2 separate regions of the Homo sapiens genome follow, and region 1 is linked to region 2. The links are chromatin contacts, found by Hi-C or POLR2A ChIA-PET in ENCODE. All regions are on one chromosome and are shown on one strand. The core of a region is the stretch at or near the end of the contact, and the rest is flanking DNA. Distances in the headings are between cores, read along the strand shown.

Region 1 (6,692 bases), core at 3,461-5,960, 270 kb after region 2:
ACCGGTGCCCGCCACCACACCTGGCTAATTTTTTGTATTTTTAGTAGAGACAGGGTTTCACTGTCTTAGCCAGGATGGTCTCAATCTCCTGACCTCGTGATTCACCTGCCTTGGCCTCCCAAAGTGCTGGGATTACAGGCGTGAGCCACCGCACCCGGCCTCGTCCTTCCTTTTAATGGATGGATAGCATTCCATTATACACGCGTACCCCCGTCGTTTATCCATTCTTGCTTCAGCGGACACTTGGGTTGTTTCCACATTTTGGCTATTGTGAATAGTGCTGCTGTGAACATTTGTGCTCAGACTTGTGTGTGGACATGTTTTCTGCCCCTTGGGGTATATACTTAGGAGTGGAAATTTGGGGTCATATGGTAGTTCTGTATTTAACTTTTTGAGGAACCACCAAACTGTTAGTTGAAAGCATTTTTGCAAAGTCAAGAATCACTCACCTGGAGGAAGTGTGTGTCACCATCTTGCTCACCTTGCCCTGGGCAGTTCTTCTTTGTTGACGTCTTTTTTAAAATATGGGACCCCAAACTGACCCCTGGGCCCTGGGTTCCACCCAGTGAGAACAGACTTCAGGGACAATGACAGCCTTCTGTGAAACTACACAAGTATTTGCATTTTTACTGTGTGGGATTCTCTTATCTGGTACTTGGTCAGATTTGTTGTTTTTTAACTGAAAAGGGAAACTTCAGCTCTGATAATTTATGTCTGTTACCTTGTTAGTTTATGTCTGTTTCTTGTTAGCTTGTGTCCAGTCAGCCAGGAAAAATGATTCTGAACCCTGAGAGCTAACATTCTTTTTTAAAAAATTTTTTTTTGAAATGGAGGCTCTCTCTGTCTCTCAGGCTGGAGTGCAGTGGCGTGATGTTGGCTCACTGCATCCTCTGCCTCCCGGGTTCAAGCAATTCTCCTACCTCAGCCTCCCGAGTAGCTGGGATTACAGGCATGCACCATCACACACAGCTACTTTTAGTATTTTTAGTAGAGACAGTTTTGCCATGTTGGCCAGGCTGGTCTTGAACTCCTGCCCTAGGTGATCTGCCCGCCTTGGCCTCCCAAAGTGCAGGGATTACAGGCGTGAGCCACCGTACCCAGCCTTTAATTTTTTAAAAGCTTCTATTTCCATAGATTTTGGGGGAACAGGTGGTATTTGGTTACATGAGTAAGTTCTTTTTTTTTTTTTTTTTTTTTTTTTTTTTTTTGAGACAGAGTCTTGCTCTGTCGCCCAGGCTGGAGCGCAGTGGTGCGATGTTGGCTCACTGCAAGCTCCGCCTCCCAGGTTCACATCATTCTTCTGCCTCAGCCTCCCGAGTAGCTGGGACTACAGGCATGTGCCACTATGCCCGGCTAATTTTGTATTTTTAGTAGAGGCGGGGTTTCTCCATGTTTGTCCGGCTGGTCTCAAACTCCCGACCTCATGTGATCTGCACACCTCGGCCTCCCAAAGCACTGGGAATACAGGTGTGAGCCACCCCACCCGGCCCAGAGAACAGCTTTGTCTCTTTCGAGAGAGAGGTGCACCCAAATGGGACCTCCAGACCTCAGTGGAGTGCACCGGATTTTATAGGCAGGCTTGAGGAGGCGGTGTCTGATTTACCAGGGACCCAAAGATGGGTTGGACCAGGTGTGACATCTACATAGCATGAGAGGAAGCTGGGACTACAGGCACCCACCGCCATGCCCGGCTAATTTTTTTTTTGTATTTTTAGTAGAGACGGGGTTTTGCCATGTTAGCCAGGATGGTCTCGATCTCCTGACCTCGTGATCCGCCTGCCTCGGCCTCCCAAAGTGCTGAGACTACAGGCGTGAGCTACTGCGCCCGGCCATGAGTATGTTCTTTAGTGGTGATTTGTGAGATTTCGGTGTGCACCCATCACCAGAGCAATATACACTGAAATCAATTTTTAGCCTTTTAATCCTCATCCCCTTCCTACCCTTTCCCCCACAAAGTCCCAAAGTCCATTGTATCATTTTTATGCCTTGGCATCCTCAGAGCTTATTTCCCACTATAAGTGAGAACATACAATGTTTGGTTTTCCATTCCTGAGTTACTTCACTTAGAATAATAGTCTCCAATCTCATCCAGGTTGCGGCAAATGCCATTAATTCACTCCTTTTTATGGCTGAGTAGTATTCCATTGTATATATATGCCACAGTTTCTTTTTTCTTTTTTTTCTTTCTTTTTTTTTTTTTTTTTTTTTTTTTTTTTTTTTTTTTTTTGAGACAGAGTCTTGCTCTGTTGCCAGGCTGGAGTACAGTGGTGTGATCTTGGCTCACTGCAACCTTCGCCTCCCAGGTTCAAGCGATTCTCCTGCCTCAGCCTCTTAAGTAGCTGAGACTACAGGTGCACGCCACCACACTCGGCTAATTTTTGTATTTTTAGTAGAGACAGGCTTTGACCATGTTGGCCAGGATGGTCTCAAACTCTTGACCTCGTGATCCGCCTGCCTCAGCCTCCCAAAGTGCTGGGATTACAGGCGTGAGCCACGGCGCCCAGCCCTATGCCACAGTTTCTCTATCCATTTGTTGGTTGATGGGCATTTGGGCTGGTTCCATATTTTTGCAATTGCGAATTGTGCTGCTACAAACATGCATGTGCAAGCATCTTTTTCATATAATGACTTTTTTTTTCCCCTCTGGGTAGATATCCAGTAGTGGGATTGCTGGATCAAATGGTAGATCTACTTTTAGTTCTTTAAGGAATCTCCACACTGTTTTCCATAGTGGTTGTACTACTTTACATTCCCACCAGCAGTGTAGAAGTGTTCGCTTTTCACCATATCAACACCAACATCTATTATTTTTTTGATTTTTTTTTTATTATGGCCATTCTTGCAGGAGTAATGTGGTATTGCATTGTGGTTTTGATTTGCATTTCCCTGATCATTAGTGATATTGAGCACTTTTTCATATGTTTGTTGGCCATTTGTATATCTTCTTTTGAGAATTGTCTATTCATGTCCTTAGGCCAGTTTTTGATGGGATTGTTTTTTTCTTGCTAATTTGAGTTCCTCGTAGATTCTGGATGTTAGTCCTTTGTCGGATGTATAGATTGGGAAGATTTTCTCCCACTCTGTGGGTTGTCTGTTTACTCTGCTTACTGTTCCTTTTGCCGTGCAAAAGGACAGCTAACATTCTTATAGTTTCTTTTTTTAATGTGCCAGTAAACTCTATGTGGCTTCTCAGTTAATCTTCCCAACACCCTATAAGATAGATACTTCGATTATGACCATTTTCTAGATGGAGAAACTGAGGCTCAAGCAAGGTAAGTGACTTGACCAGAGATAGCTAGCTAGTAGCTGGTGAAAACTAGGACTCAAGCTGAGATAATGTGGCTGCAGCCCGTGCTGTTCATCTCTAATGCCTGCCGGATTCTCACTGCATATCATGACACCTATTGGGGCATCAGTCAATTTGATTAGTCAGCTTCAGTGTCTTCATTTGTGGGGTTGTTGGAAACAGATGAGACAGGATCTGGCTGAGAAACAGCCCCAGAAACCTCCTCTCCCAGAATGGCACCAACCCCCCTTCCCTGCCTCTGAGCCTGGCCACTGGGTGGACTTCCAGTCCACATAGTAGACTAGATCACCCCCAGTGCATGCAAAGGCAGAGTGAAAGGTATAAACAACTTAGTCAAATCAAGCTGTACAATGAAAAACAAAAGGAAATAAAACTATTCTGGCGCACACCTTTTTCTTATTAATTTCAAGTTGGCTGCCAATGTTTACCTGCTTTGTTCTTAAAATAATCCATTCTAGAATTTTGCTAGAGAGCAACATCGTTTAGAGATTGTCATTTATGAAACTCTCACTCTCATTTTCCCCTCTTTTGAAATTAGGACAACATCTACCCATGTCTAGTTTTCTGGGGTTATTCATTCTCCTCAATGGCATTCATTCATTCATTCACTCAACACATTTACATAGCACCTGCTGTGTCCCAGATACTGTGCTAGGTACCAGAAGGAGTCAAACATAGTCAATGATTCTGCTTTTCCATTGGCTTGGGGCATCCAGGAACACATTTTCTCAGGCTTGGAGATGTGAACTCCAATGGGCAGCTGCCTGCCCTTCCCCTCCCCTTGCCTGCACCTTTACAGTAAGGTCTACTCGCCGCTGCAGCAGGAAGATCCTCCATTAGGAGTAAAACAGAGCTGTGAATTCGGCTGCCCCAGGAACAGCCCGATCCTTGTTGCTCCAGACACATCCCTACTGTCTTTTTGCTGTTCTTTGCTTTCGGCATGAGTTTCAGGTCTTTCAGAGCTTTGCCTCTGACACTTTCACAGAAATCTTTTCCACCCGCCTTTTCTTAGTCATCTTTACTTCGGACTTCCTGCTTCTGCCTTTTGTCCCTGTAGATTCTGAAGTCCTCAGGAACAATCCAAGATCTTCTGGTGTTTCAGATGCTTCCCCTTCACGTTCCTTAGGTGGTGGTTTCTGTTCTATCAGTTGGGGTTTAAGGAGGAGGCAGGGATCTTGGGCAGTGGGAGAAGCACCTCTGTAGGGAGCTGACTGCCAAGATGGGAAAGTGTCAGCCTCCAGGTAGTGGCGCTTGCTGGGATTTACCGACGCTGGAAGCACAGACTTTATCTGTAGGGCTCACAGTTTCCTCCAGGTCCCACAGAGCTGTCCGGAGGGTCACACAGCAAACAGATAAAGGAGGCCAGCGCAGATTGGGCGGCTCTCTGGTACCTTGCGGTGGCTGAGCCACTCAAGACAAACCGGGGGAAAGACGCCCTGATGACGAAATGCTAATTTTGCATATCTCTTTCCCAGGATGCTTAGCAACACGTCTGATTCTTGTTATTCAGTACGTTTTTCCAGCTATTGATAAATAGATGTGCCAGGGAATTCTTAGAGTATATATATATCATTAATATTGTAAATATAGTCATCAGTAAACTGAAACCAGAATATCACTGTAAGGGGAAAATGAACAAATTTGGGGGCTTTAAATAGTTCAAACAGTAGGAGGACTTATTGGCTGGTCCGAAGGTAGTGAGTTATCTCAATTGATTGTTCACAGTCAGTTACAGATCGAACTCCTTGTTCTACTCTTTCCCCCCTTCTCACTACTGCACTTGACTAGTCTTTTACGAGAGTTTCCACTCTCCTGGCATCCCTCGTTTCTTGTTTTCATCTCAATTTTAAAATGTTGAAAGTCAGCATCATTAAATAAAGCATGGAATACAGGGGGAAAACGAAGTACTATTCTTTTCTTCCAGAAACAAACAGTAAATTTGGGAAAACCCATCACAGACAAGAAGGAAAAAGAAAACAAAAATCAAATAAATAGTAATAGATACTACGGACCAATTATTGGTAAAGATGGTATAGTATGTCCTAAGAGATCAAAGACAGGAAATGGGATGAGGGTGAATAGGGGTTTTTCTTTTTCTTGTACTTTTTCTTTTCTTTTCTTTCTTTTTTTTTTTTTTTTTTTTTTTTTTTGAGACAGGCTGGAGTCTCTGTCACCCAGGCTGGAGTGCAGTGGTGTGATCTCGGCTCACTGCAACCTCCGCCTCGTGGGTCCAAGCGATTATCTTGCCTTAGCCTCCTGAGTAGCTGGGACTATAGGCGCGCGCCACCACGCCTGGCTAATTTTTCTATTTTTGTAAAGACCGAAGTTTCGCCATGTTGGCCAGGCTGGTCTTGAACTCCTAACCTCAAGTGATCCTCCTGCCTCAACCTCCCAAAGTGCTGGGATTACAGGCGTGAGCCACCGCGCACGGCCAGGATTTTTTTAATGTTTTAATATCAGTAGGATTAAGGACTGGTATTTGATGATACAACACTCAATGGACAAAATTAAGAGGCATTTCAAAGTCGACAATCCAGTTAAGTTTTGAAGCTAAGAGATGTGAACATTTTCAGAGAGAAAGTATTTTGGAGGAAGACAAACCAAGTCCAAGAGTTTGAAAATAGAGAAGGCGGAAGAGGGCAGAGTACATTGCGGGATGCTCACCACGTGAGGCACCAGAGCCACTTTCTAATCCTGGTTCAGCCCTTAGGTTCTTATGTAGCCTTTAGAAAGCCACGCAGCTGCCTCCTCATCAGAAACAAAGGGTCATTACACTGATCTTCCTTCCCTCTTCGCTACATGGAAGTATACATTCCTAACAGCCTCGAGGCAAAGTGTTGTTTGATGAGATTGTGGTGGTGTTGCAGTACAGTGTGACTGCCACAAATGTGTATACAACAAAAGAATATTTAAATTTTTCTTATAGGTGAAAGTAACCCAAGGCACCTTGAGGGCACATGTGGGTTTCCCAAGAGCTTCCCTGTGGGGTTTTTTGTTTTTTTTTTTTCTTTCTGAGACGGAGTTTCGCTCTTGTTCCCCAGGCTGGAGCACAATGGCGCGATCTCGGCTCACTGCAACCTCCGCTTCCCAGGTTCAAGCGATTCTCCTGCCTCAGCCTCCCGAGTAGCTGGGATTACAGGCATGTGCCACCACGCCCAGCTAATTTTTTGTATTTTAGTGGAGACGGGGTTCCTCCATGTTGGTCAGGCTGGTCTCGAACTCCCGACCTCAGGTGGTCCGCCAACCTCGGGCTCCAAAGTGCTGGGAATACAGGCAAAAACCACCACACCCGGCCTTGAATTGTAATTCTCAGGTGTTGAGGGGGAACCTGGTGAGAGGTAACTGAATCAGGAAGTCAAGACTTAAGGGTCTCCTCAATCTAAGT
Region 2 (7,060 bases), core at 3,943-6,442:
CACCCACTCCTGCCCAGGGTGGCCTTGTACAGAGTGGTCCCACTTTGGGTTAATGGTCTATGCTCCCTTCCTGCCCTCCCTGATTGTCTGGGAAGCCCGAGAGGGTAGGCGATGGTGCAGCTAGCCCCTGGCGGCCCCCCAACCACATCTGGCTCCTATACTTACCAGTGCCCATCATCCTTGGACGTCCCACCTCTACTTCATTCCCCTTCTCCTGGCCCCACCGGTCAAGACAAGGCTCCTCTCCCCTCTCTATCCGGGTGAGGATGTCTGGTTTGGAGATTGCATAATCTGTGCACAGAACAAGAAATGAGGAAGAGCTGGACCCCACATGCCCACAGAGATGCAGAGATGCCCAAAGTACCAAAAGCCAAAGCAAAGACACAGACTGTCCACAGACAACCTGTGGACAGAGGCCCAGATCCTCCCTCCGTGGCCTTACCCAGGGAGACCAGCGTCTCGTAGTTGCCCCTCATCACGTGCTTGTAGAGCTCCTTCTGCCAGTCCTCCAGCTTGCCCCACTCCAGCTCAGAGAAATACACGGCCACATCATCGAAGGTCACGGGCACCTGGAACCATAAGTGTCGCACTCACTCACCCACACGCTCACAGGCTCAGCCCCTCGAGCTCCCCCACCCCAGGGTGTCCCGGTGCTACCTTGGGGGCCTCCCCCTTGCTGCCCGGGGGCAGCCGCAAGATCCAGAAGTTCCTGTTGCGCAGCAAGTTCTCCACATTCTCCAGCCGCCTCTGCAGCAGCCCGTACTCCTGCAGCAAGGTCCCCAGCACGGCCCACTTGCCCTCCAGCTGGTTCCCGAACTCCACAGCTGTCTTCTCGCAGTCGGCCAGCTTCTTCTCGGCTGTCCCCGTGCGCCCCTCCAGAGTCAGCAAGCGGGTCAGGCAGGAATCCACCTTCTTCTCCAAGGCCTGAATGGCGGCCACCACCGTCCACAGTGTGATTTCCGTGGAGTAGAGGTACGAGTTCTTCTCAGCAGCTGGCTGGGGCAAGGGTGTCGAAGGACTCTGGTCCTCTGTGTGCTTGTCTGTCTCGGGGTCCTGCTCACAAGAAGAGAAAAGAGAGATGTTATGAGAATTATACAATCAAAACTTCCACCTCAAAAACACACTTCGGAAATGACACCTGCCATGGTAAAGTCCCATCTGGGCTCCTGAGTTAGCAGCAGACTGGGGGGGAGAGGGAGAGGCTAGGGTATCAGTTAGGAATCCAGCCTAACTGATACAAGAGATAGTGGCTGGACCAACGTGTCAGCAAGTGGGAAAGTGGAAGAAAAACAGCCCCGGCTCCTGTCCTACAGGCTAGCTATGGAGACGGGGCATGCCCCACAGGCTTGAGCAACCACGTGCAGTCTCAAACAAGTGACTCCCCTTCTTGGGTCTCAGTTTCCTCTTCTAAAAATGAAAGGACAAGGCTTTGTGGCACAGAGAACATGACTCCCCAGTGGACAGCCCAGGTGCAACTCAGCTCTGCCACTTACAAGCTGGCCAACTGTGGGCAAGGTGTTTTCAACAGCTTCCAACTTCCCTTCCCTATCTAGAAAATGGAGATAATAATAGTACCTATACAATAGCACTGAGAGAATTAAGAAAAATCTGTGTACAAAGCACTTAGTACAATGTGTAGCACAGCACAGATAATAAACATGAGCCCCATGTTGCAGGGCTAAGATGACACTGACTGCTATGGAATGAATGCTTGTGTCTCCCTCAATATCCATCTGCTGAAGCATTAATCCCCAATATGCCGGTATTTGGAGGTGGAGCTTCTGGGAGGCAATTAGGCCATGAAGGCAGAGCCCTCATAAATAGGATTAGCGCCCTTGTAAGAGGAGACACAAGGGAGATGATCTTGCTGTATGCCACGTGAGGATACAATGAGAAGGCAGCCGTCTGCAAACCAGGAAAAGAGCCCTGCCGGGAACCAAGGCAGCCTGAGCAGACTGAGACAATGACAGTGATTATGGTGATGGTTCCAGCTCAGGGATATGGTATAAATAGTTCATATGGCCTTTTTTTTAACCTCCACCTCTTTTATTCCATTGTCCTTCAGTGCCTTGGAAAAAGCTTCTCAAGTGCCTCAGCTTACCCTGGTATCTGATTCACAAGCCCTCATTGTGCATGCGCAATGGGCACAGTCCTGGTTGGTGCTGCTAAAAGCCTTGTTGGAGAGACAAATCAACATCTCACTCCTCAATTTCATTCATCCTTCATGGTTAAATCACCATCAGGTCCTAACTTCCAAAATTACCTCAAATCCATCCATGTTTCTCCTTCTCCACTGCCAGTGTCTAGTCCAAGTTCCCATCACCTTGCTTGGCCTGGGCCACTGCGGTCCTGCCCACCTGATTTCCCCACTTCCAGCCTTCTCCCCCACTTCCAGCCTTCTCCCCCACTTCCAGCCTTCTCCCCCACTTCCAGCCTTCTCCCCTACTTCCAGGCTTCTCCCCGACAATACACTTTCCACAGAGTAATTGTTAATCTTTTTTTTTTTTTTTTTTTTGAGACGGAGTCTTGCTCTGTCGCCCAGGCTGGGGTACAGTGGCGCAATCTCGGCTCACTGCAACCTCCACCTCCCAAGTTCAAGCGATTCTCCTGCCTCAGCCTCCCAAGTAGCTGGGACTACAGACGCCCGCCACCACACCCAGCTGATTTTTATATTTTCAGTAGAGACAGGCTTTCACCATATTGGCCAGGCTGGTCTCAAACTCCTGACCTTGTGATCCGCCCGCCTCAGCCTCCCAAAGTGCTGGGATTACAGGCGTGAGTCAGTGAGCCACTGCTCCCGGCCTGGTAATCTTTTAAAAACACAAATAGATCATTTCAGTACCCTGCTTAAAACTCTTCAATAGCTTCCCAGTGTACCTGGCATAAGATCTAGACTTCTTCATGGCCCAGCCGACCTCTCTTGACCTTGAGCCATCCAGTTCCTGTCGTGCTCCAGCCATGCCAGCCTCCTGTGGATTCCGAGGACCCACCCGGCCCTCCTCCAACTTCACATCAGCTCTCAATATGCATCCTCTGTATGCCTGAGTCTCTCTCGTTTTTAAGATTCTAGCATAGACAACGCATCCTAGAGATTTTCACTGCCCCTCCCCCTTAGCACTAGTAATCTATAATTGCTTCATTCATTCAATAACAATTACTGAACACCTATCATAGTAAATGTACAGTGAAGATGAAGAAAAAACTGATGTGGTTCTTCCTTCTCCAGGAGAAAAATTCTGTATAGGAATACTTATAAACAACAACAGTGTGATAGGATGGGCTAACAAGAGTCCAGGGCAAATCTGTCCCTTTTGGGGAGTTTTTTGGGATCTCAAGTGCTGCAAGAAGGGAGGAGCAGGTGGACAGGAGTGATCTGAAAGGTAGTGAAGCAGTGAGCCCCAGGCTAGGGGGAGTGGATGATGTCACCTTCTAGGGCCCCCTCTTCCCAGGGAACAGGACTATAAACCTGCAGAATCCTCAACGCTTTTTCTCTCCCTTGCACTCAGGGAACCCAAAAAGAAGCTCAGCACACTCACTAAGAGGAGGGAGAGGAAGTTATACTTTAATAAAAGTATCCAGAAAAATCAAGGTTTCAAAACCTTCACTGAGGTGTATTAATAATAGTAGGTATCATCTATTGAGCCTTTACAAGCGTTTTCCAGTATGTCAAAAATGGCCAAAGGATTATAATCTCCCAATTGGACATACTGCACTATATCAAACCAAGATTCTAAAATCTGCTAAACTGGCCTAACTTATATAGATGAAGATGCCAAAAAAACTGATGTGATTCTTCCTTCTCCAGGAGAAAAATTCTGTATAGGAATACTTATAGTGTATTCTTATGAATAAACTTATTCATATAGATATGTATCTGGACAGATAGATAGATAGATATAAATGAGACAGGCACCTGCGCCTGTAATCCCAGCTACTTGGGATTGGGAGGCTGAGGCAGGAGAATACCTTGAACCCGGGAGGCAGAGGCAGAGGTTGCAGTGAGATGAGATCCCGCCACTACACTCCACCCTGGGTGAGAGTGAGACTGTGTCTAAAAAAAAAATATATATATATATATATATACACACACACACACACACACACACACACACACACACACACGTATATATATATACTTTTTTAATTAAAAAATTTTAAAATGGCCGGGCGCGGTAGCTCTCGTCTGTAATCCCAGCACTTTGGGAGGCCGGGGCGGGCAGATCACGAGGTCAGGGGTTCGAGACCAGCCTGGCCAACATAGTGAAACCCAGTCTCTACCAAAAATAGAAAAATTAGCCAGGCGTGGTAGCAGGCGCCTGTAGTCCCAGCTACTTGGGAGGCTGAGGCAGGAGAATCCCTTGAAGCCGGGAGGCGGAGCTTGCAGTGAGCCGAGATCGTGCCACTGCACTCCATCCAGCATGCGCAACAGAGCGAGACTCCCTCTCAAAAAAAAAAATTAAATAAAATCTGCTACAGTAATCTTTTTTAAAAAAATCTACTATCTCTCTTGTAAACGACACAATCTTTCTCTTTGGCAAAAGTAGAATATGAGGCGTTTTAAAGTGTCTAATTCCAAAATCCCTGCCCCGGCGTGAGGCTCCCGCCTCTAATAGATGCGTGACCCTGGGCCTGTCCCTTCCCATCTCAGCCTCCGCTACTGTCCCGTGGGGCTGGCGGCCCCTGCCCGCCCAGCCTGCTGTAGGGGGGGCCGCGAGGCCTCAAATGGGACAATACTCCTAAGGCGCGGCCTCCTCGTCGCCGAGCGTGACTCTGGGGCCCGGCCTGGCTGAGGCCGCAGATGGGCCGGATCGTCAGCCGCTGACGTCGGGGCCCCGCCCGCCGGGCCTGGCATTTGGGCCGCCCGGTCAATGCCTTCGACGCGGGCTGGGCGATGGGCCGGGGGCAACGAGCGCGGAGGCTGCGCGCAAGGCCCTCTCACCCCGCGGCCTCGCGCGGCCAGAGTCCCTCGCGCGGGCTCACGCGGCGGCGGCCTGGGCCTTCCGGGCGTCCGCGGGGCCGAGGGCGCTTACCCGGGCAGGCGCCGCTTCGGCCATGGCTGCCCGCGTCCCTCGCTGGGTTGCAGTCCCTGGACCCGGCCTGTCGGGCCCGGGGCGGCGCGGCAGCGACGGCGGAAGCGGAGCGGGACCCGCCTAACCTGAGAGCTACTGCCGGGCGGCAGCGAACTGCGTCCCGAGCCACGTGCCCCGCTGGCCCTTTAAAAAAGAGCTGCGCTCGGCGGCCGAGCTTGAGGACGCGCACAGCGCCCCCTGCAGCCCGTAGGACCGCACGCCCGCGGCCGCCGCCCCGCGCCCTCCCGAGGCCTTCAGCGCCCGCGGCGTCCGGGACCCAGGCGCGGCCACCCACCCTCACCCGGGGCGCGGGAGTTGACGCCAGGGCGGGCGTGCCACGGCCTCCAGCGGGGCTACGTCAGGCGTAAGCCACTCCCGGGCCAGCGCGGCGCCCAACCTCTCTCTGCGTCCCACGCGGGAGCCGGGAGGGCTGCGGGAAGGAACCGCGCTGGAAAGTGCGAAACCTCGCGAGGGAAAGCTGCGTGGGGAACGGGGTCGGCCCTCGCCGGGGCTCCAGTCCGGACCGAGACTCTGTTGCAGCGCCTCCCACGCACCACAGAACTGAGTTGGGGAAAGTAAAAAGGATACGTGTGTACCCAGGGAGAAGCCAGGGAAACTTACATGAACGTTTTTAAAGTCTCTTTTAAATTTGACAGAACAAACGTGAAGATGGTAGGATTTTTTTTTTTTTTTTCCTAAGCCTGCCCTCCCCTCCTGAGGACTCTGGGGTCCCTTCCTCCTCCCGGGGCCCGCCTGGTGAAAGTCCTCAGCCACCCACGAGGACCCTTCTGTAGCTTTGGTCCAGGCTGAGATCACAGCAAGTGTGAATCAGTCCATCCCTCATTTAGGCCCTGAGGCATCTTGAATAAACCGCAGGACCCATTTTCCTCGGCCTGTGCTGAGGCATATTGAACTAAATGTGCTGTATGCAGTTGAAGCTTTGTTTTCTGTCTTTTCTGCATTTCCCATTCATCTCACAGTCTTTGTCCAACAAGCTGGCAAACTCTTCCCGCTAGAAATCTGCAGTTTTGTTTCTTTCTGTGTTTGGGTTTGTTTGGGGTTTTTTGGTTTTGGTTTTGTTTTTTCTTTTTTGGGGGGGGGGGGTGAGGGTGAGAAGTTATTTTCACAAATATTTGAGCCAAGCAAAAGCGTGGTCAACTATCAGAAAAAACACAAACTGATATCCTAAGTAAGGTGAACCCCAAAATTTGCGGAAAGGTTAGGACGTGTTACTTTAAGGTAACAAATCAAATAAATATTTGGCATTATTCATTTTGGAAATTCTTGTTGAACTATCCCAATCTAAAACACAAACTGCAAGTATGCACTAAAGACATTAAGAGCATCCCTAGGATCTTATCAGGGATCAGTCCAATCTATTCAGGATTATAAAATACCAGTAAATGGTGACGTTATAGAATAACAGTTAAGGTCCAATGCAAACAGAAAGGGTCAGGAAAATGGGCCAGGAGCCGTGGCTCATGCCTGTAATCCCAGCAGTTTGGGAGGCTGAGGCGGATGGATCACCTGAGGTCAGGAGTTCGAGACCAGCCTGGCCAACATGATGAAACCCCATCTCTACTAATACAAAAAATTAGCTGGGTGTGGTGGTGAGGTACTCTGGAGGCTGAGGCAGGATAATCGCTTGAACCCGGGAAGCAGAGGTTGCAGTAAGCCGAGATCATGCCATTGCACTCCAGCCTGGGCAACAAGAGCAAAACCCCATCTCAAAAAAAAAAAAAAAGAAAAAGAAAGAAAGAAAGGGTCAGGAAAATGGGCTGGAGACAAAAATGCTAGGATTTAATGAGCTCTGTTGAGGAAAGAGTGCTATAATGTTTGACAGCTAGTCTTCGTTTTTTAGAAAAAAAGTTTCTCTAAGTCAGTGGTACTCAAACTTCAGTGTGCATCATGTTCACTGAGGGTTCTTGTTAAAAATACAGGATGCTAGGCACAAACCTCAACATTTCTAGGTCTGAAACAGGAGGGGATGA

The links. A loop is a pair of places that touch in the nucleus more often than their neighbours do. ChIA-PET counts read pairs that join two places held with the same protein, here RNA polymerase II (POLR2A). Pooled maps may share reads with other maps.
Region 1: a map of B cell shows a loop between it and region 2 (7-fold over the local background). The contact joins the promoter of GHET1 here to the promoter of ZNF783 in region 2. A Hi-C loop is called at or near these places in 2 of 168 maps with a recorded cell type or tissue (B cell and CD4-positive, alpha-beta memory T cell) and 15 of 50 pooled maps. POLR2A ChIA-PET finds 5 or more read pairs at or near these places in 1 of 52 experiments (activated B cell).

The regions. Positions count from the first base shown.
Region 1 is chr7:148,985,545-148,992,236 of GRCh38, reverse strand. GHET1 (gastric carcinoma proliferation enhancing transcript 1) reads right to left here and starts at 4,710. Exons shown (of 1, transcript NR_130107.1): 1 at 2,808-4,710. It also overlaps RNY1. RefSeq lists enhancers at 4,364-4,413, 4,734-4,783, 4,351-4,851 and a silencer at 4,994-5,063.
Region 2 is chr7:149,260,328-149,267,387 of GRCh38, reverse strand. ZNF783 (zinc finger protein 783) reads right to left here and starts at 5,192. Exons shown (of 6, transcript NM_001195220.2): 1 at 5,031-5,192; 2 at 658-1,053; 3 at 443-569; 4 at 166-291. The coding sequence starts at 5,054. It overlaps LOC124901769 (a long non-coding RNA gene), which reads left to right and starts at 5,047. Exons shown (of 2, transcript XR_007060582.1): 1 at 5,047-5,741. RefSeq lists a silencer at 4,725-5,594.